Regions from separate parts of the Homo sapiens genome. Here region 1 is linked to region 2. Evidence: chromatin contacts called from ENCODE Hi-C or POLR2A ChIA-PET data. All regions are on one chromosome and are shown on one strand. The core of a region is the stretch at or near the end of the contact, and the rest is flanking DNA. Distances in the headings are between cores, read along the strand shown.

The links. Hi-C counts contacts between places; a loop is a spot of excess contacts on that map. ChIA-PET counts read pairs that join two places held with the same protein, here RNA polymerase II (POLR2A). Pooled maps may share reads with other maps.
Region 1: a loop to region 2 is called in a map of ovary, with 8 times the contacts of the local background. The contact joins the enhancer-like site here to the promoter of PNPLA4 in region 2. A Hi-C loop is called at or near these places in 1 of 168 maps with a recorded cell type or tissue (ovary) and 3 of 50 pooled maps. POLR2A ChIA-PET finds 5 or more read pairs at or near these places in 2 of 52 experiments (PC-9 and common myeloid progenitor, CD34-positive).

What each region holds. Positions count from the first base shown.
Region 1 is chrX:9,980,378-9,983,077 of GRCh38, reverse strand. No RefSeq gene overlaps it. Among named protein-coding and RNA genes, the nearest start is that of CLDN34, 14 kb to the right of the region's middle. Within about 2 kb of position 1,442, at least 2 of the 41 ENCODE cell types and tissues checked have a DNase peak (open chromatin) inside an H3K27ac peak, as active enhancers do.
Region 2 is chrX:7,926,111-7,928,810 of GRCh38, reverse strand. PNPLA4 (patatin like domain 4, phospholipase and triacylglycerol lipase) reads left to right here and starts at 1,398. Exons shown (of 7, transcript NM_004650.3): 1 at 1,398-1,525; 2 at 2,679-2,700. The coding sequence starts at 2,692. LOC107985675 (a long non-coding RNA gene) reads right to left here and starts at 1,311. Exons shown (of 5, transcript XR_001755784.2): 1 at 1-1,311. RefSeq lists enhancers at 791-870, 1,211-1,260, 1,281-1,520, 1,751-1,980, 2,643-2,692 and a silencer at 2,669-2,700.

The DNA.
Region 1 (2,700 bases), core at 193-2,692, 2.1 Mb before region 2:
GAACCACCTGTTTCTGAAACTACTACTTGGACAGCCTGATTTATTTTTTAAGCTAGTTTGAGTTGGTTTTCTCTAACTTTCCATTTAAATTTCGTTAAAGGATACAAAATGACAGCTAGATTGGAGAAATAAATTCTAGTGTTCTATACCAACTGTTAGATGACTAGAGTTAAAAATAATAAATAGTTTTGAATAGCTGAATTCAAGAGACTGAGGCAGGAGGATTACATGCGCCCAGGAATTTGAGGCTGCTATGAATTGTGATTGTGCCACAGCACTCAGCCTGGGCGACAGTGAGACACTGTCTCTAAAATAAATAAATAAATAAAATAATTAGAAAATGAAATTAAAATTAGAAATATATAGCTAAAAGGAGGATATTGAATGTTTTCAACACAAAGAAATGATAAATGTTTGAGATTACGGATACACTACTCACCCTGATCTGATTGCTGTACATTCTATGTATTGACATATCACTATGCACCCCAAGAATATGTACAATTATTATTTGTCAATTAAAAAATAAAATAGAAATAAAAATGGACCACTAACCTCAAACTTTTTTTTTTTTTTTTTTTTTTGAGATGGGGTCTCGCTCTGTTGCCCAGGCTGGAGTGCGGTGGTGCAATCTCGGCTCACTGCAAGCTCTGCCTCCTGGGTTCTTGCCATTCTCCTGCCTCAGCCTCCTGAGTAGCTGGGACTACAGGTGCCCGCCACCACGCCCAGCTTATTTTTTGTATTTCTAGTAGAGACGGGGTTTCACCATGTTAGCCAGGATGGTCTTGATCTCCTGACCTCATGATCTGCCCGCCTTGGCCTCCCAAAGTGCTGGGATTACAGGTGTGAGCCACCACGCCCGGCCACCTCAAGCTTTTTTAAGAGTGTTTCCAGCCAGGTGCAGTGGCTCACGCCTGTAATCCCAGCACTTTGGGAGGCTGAGGCAGGAGGATCACTTTAGCCCAGCAGTTCAGGACCAGCCTGCGCAACAAAGGGAAACCCTGTCTCTACAAAAAACCAAAAAATCAGCCAGCTGTGGTGGTGTACGCTGTAGCCCGAGCTACTCCAGAGGCTGAGGTGGGAGGATGCTTGGGCCCTCAAGGTAGAGGGTGCAGTGAGCTATTACTGTGCCACTGCACTCCAGCTTGGGCAACAAAGTGAGACCTTGTTATTGCAGGAATTAAGGGACAGTAGAGACCAATGGGTGGGACAGGAGGATTTATTAGGTGCGCACCGGCCCAGCAGATTAACATCCAAAGGCTGAGCCCCGAACAAAGACAGGGCTTCACTTTTATACATGCATCCAGAAGGGGGTTGGCCAGTTTGATAGCACAAAACCTGTAGGGCAGGCAAGCAAGCTTACAGAAGCAGAACAAAGGCAGTTTGTTAAACAGTGACAGGCCTTGCAACTTAAAACATATCTTGTGACCTTGCCGTGCCACACAGAAGGGAAAAACAGGAACTTACAAAACTTGCAAAAATAATTACGAGAACAGAACAAGGAACAAAAAAATTGTTTTTCTTTTTATATCTTCTGCTTCATTGTCTCTTAAAAAAGAAAACAAGATCTGATATACTTTCCTCTACCCTCCCCCGTCATCAAATCTATTAGCAAGTACTGTTGGTTTGCTCTCCCTGTTTCCAATGGAGAATGTTTCCAATGCAGAATGGAGACAAGCAATTGTTTTGCTTGTCTTCCAGAAATTGAGTTTCTTTCTCTCCTCTCCCCTTTCTTTGTTTTTCCTGCCACAGACTGGCCTAATTGTAATCTGTTGTTGCTTGCTATTAAGTGTCAATTAAAAAGTTTCTTTGAGGCCAGGTGCCACAAGGCCTGTAATCCCAGCACTTTGGGAGGCCGAGGCTTAAGCTCAGGAGTTCGAGACCAGCCTGGGCAACAATATAAAAAATTAGCCAGACGTTGTGGTGTGCGCCTGTGGTCCCAGCTCCTCTGGAGGCTGAGGTGGGAGGATTGCTTGAGCCCAGGGGGCAGAGGTTGCAGTGAACCAGGATTGCACCACTGCACTCCAGCCTGAGTGACAGACACTATCTCAGAAAAAAAAAAAAAAGTTTCCTTGAAGGAGTGAATTTATGCTCAATTTTCCCACTTGAAAATCAAATATCACACCCTATGAGAAGTCAGTTTGTCCCGTGCCTGAAAATGTTGACATGCTGTCATTAATGTGGGAGGTAAAGAGGTGATATTGAAAACAACCAGTGCTGTCAGAACACTAAGACATGGGAAGGAGCAAGAATGTAATGCCTTCTTTGTAGCAGTCTTGAAATAAAATATTTATAGCAAAGTAATCACTGATGAGTTAATTTTTAAATTACTAATAATTCATCCACGTGTTCAAAATGAGTGCGCTTTAGGTAGAAGCAGGAAGACGCTCGTTAGGAATGTTTCCCAGCAGCTGGTCCCTGCACCAAGAGTGTCAGCATTCACCGGGGACTTGCCAGAAATGCAAATTCCCAACTCAGACTTACTGAAAACTCCAGCTATATTTAGTTGGTGATATAGTTTCAATATTTGTTCCTGCCCAAATCTCCTATGGAAATGTAATCCCCAATATTGGAGGTGGGGCCTGGTGGGAGGAGTTCAGATCATGGGGGCAGATCCCTTATGAATGGCTTGGGCCGTCCCCTTGGTGATGAGTGAGCTGTCGCTCTGAGTTCACATATGATCCGGTGGTTTAAAAGTGT
Region 2 (2,700 bases), core at 149-2,648:
CATGCAAACAATAACACCACCAAAGGAGTTAGACCACTGCTTCAGGATTCTGTTAAAACGCAGATGCCGACTCAGATCAGAGATGGGACCTGGGATCCTTCCTTTCTCATGAGCTTCCTGGAAGATGCAGTTCTGGGGAGGATCACACTCGACCTTAAAGAGCTAGAAGATTGTGGAAGGTTTAAGGACTGGAGTGTGTCCTGTATTTTCCTAATGTACGTTGTGCCTTCCCTTCACTAAATTCCGGTAGAGGTAAAGAATTCTGAGTAATGCAGTCATTCTACGATAAGGCAATAAGGTGTTTCAGGATCAATTTTCTCTAAAGAATAGTTATGTGAATTAAAAACATCTTCCCTAATCGTCACATCAAGGACTCACAGGTGTTGTTGGCCAGAGACGATACACCAAAACAGAAAGAAAAAGCCCAAACCAGAGGCAATTTGGAGAGCTCCACCCCTCCTCCCTGTTTTGTCTAAGGTAGAGACATTCTCGCAGACGCTCCTTTGTAGCCTCAGAGAAAGTAAATCTCTGCCCTTAAACTAGGGGACCTGGAGAGCCTTCAATCACGAAGTCAGGGATTCCTCCAGGCTTGGTTATTAGGATTAGATAAGGAAAACACCGTTTGGGGAGAGAAAGAATTATCAGAGTCCTTTAAATCTTGGTGGGCATGGCAGGCATCTTGGCGGTCGTTGAAGCTGCTTAAGTCTGAGCCAAAGGTGCCAGAGGACAAAACAGCCACCTGCTCACGGCCCCCTATGTGGAAAAAGCTTTCCAATTTAGCTCTCTCATTTTAGCATCTCAATCTGCACATAAGGCACGCGGGAAACTCAGAGAGGTTATGCTACCTGCTCAAGGTCACACAGCCTAAGGTCAACTGAGGATATGAAAGTTCCCCAGAGTCATAGTCCAGCTTTTCCTTTAGATAGCACTTCTTAAAAAAACCAAAGGCACGCCTTGAAAAGCTGCGGGATGTCCAGCCCCAAAATAGCCGCTGGAGTTGGCCCCTAGGGGCAGCTGGACCGCCCAGGCGGGCGAAAGGGTGGAGAGGGAGAAGAACCACTTCCGGGAAACAGACGCGAAGAGGGTAAGGCACTTCCGGGGCACAGAAAATGAGGATTATTAAAGGTCAGTTGCTCGCAGGTAAGGGCCAAGTAGCGTTAAAAGACACGTAAGGATTACAACGCCTCTCTAGGGTGTGGGTTAAAATGTCTCTCTAGGTACTCGAAGATAACATGACTCTAAACGAGGAATCCTTGCCTGCGCTGGAGGACGCTCCGGTCTAGCGGCCAGGTTGAGTCCAGAAGTTTAAATAGAGCAGGCGGGGCCTAGCGGGCGCCTTCGTCGGCGCGATGACGTCACATACCTGCGCGGGAGGCGGTACCAACCCCTGCCGCAGGACTTTCCTGGGCCGGCTCGCGGAGAGCGTAGCGCGGCCTTGGTGGCGGAATGGCGTTGAGTGACGGCCCGGCCCCGCCATCTGGTTAAAGGGACTCGTTCAACACGGAAGTGTCCCGGGGCTGCATTGGTACGGAGCCCTGGGGCCCAGCAAGGGTGTGCTCCTGCGGGACTGATGCGGGGACCACCCCGGCCCTGCCGGCCTCCAAGCCGCGGGAGGGCACTGAGCCTGTGCTGGCTGGGCCTGGCCGCCTGGTTGCTACACACCCAACCCCCTTCCCGTCCCCATTTGCAGAAGTGGAATCAAAACTGGGGCTTGACCCCGGATCGATGACTGGGACTCAGCCTACGCGGACGCCAGCGCAGCCTGCGGCGGCCGAGCCACCTGCCCTCACAGGGCCTGGCCGGGTGCATCAGGAACAGGCGGTCTTAGGTCCCTAAATTCGAGGCCCTGTAATGTGCCTCATCTTGGGGTCCCTGAATGGGGCCCTTGGGCCCCCAAGGAAACCCTGAGACCTTCAGAATGGACAGCCTTGTGGAGGCACAATTTCATTCACTTGGGCAAATTGTGCGCACTGAGGCATAGGAAAACATGTAATTTTGTATTTAGATGTGTTCCAAGTATAAAGTGGCGTGGCTGACATTTCATAGAGCCTTAAATTGCCTTCACCAGGCATGACCTCAGTTTGTGTTGAGATACTTGGCAAAGAAATGTATTGCATTGTTGAGTGATTGCTTATTGCGTTACTGAGTAATTGTATTGGCGTTCATAAAAGCATGGGTGCTCACAATAGAAATTGGGAAGGGGAGTAGGGAACTGTATTTGAAATCTTCTGATACACTTACCAAGAACAAATGTATTGTTCATTTGGAATTTGATACGGTCTCTAATAATTTTCTGTTTCATAATGGTAGTGCCGCCCCCACCCGCAAAACGTTTCAAAGGGTCAAGAGAAAAGACCAAATGCCCTTGTCAACTGGAATTTATACGTCTGTTTCCTGCCAAGTAATTAAATCGTAGATTCATAATCTATGTACCGAATAAATGTGGAATGTTTTTGTTTTGTTTTGTTTTAATGTATAAGACTTGGGTCAAGGTGAGGAGGGAAAGAAAGGGTTTCCTTGAAAGATTCTTGTGTTTAATTAGAATTAATTGAAACCACTGTGCTTAAAACAGAGAATGATGTTAGAAGAAAGCCTTGGAACGATGATCAACATAAGACTACACAGTATGTGGGATAAACTATTCCAACTTACAGCATTTTTGTTTTTTGTATTGCCAGTGCTACAGCTAGAATGAAGCAC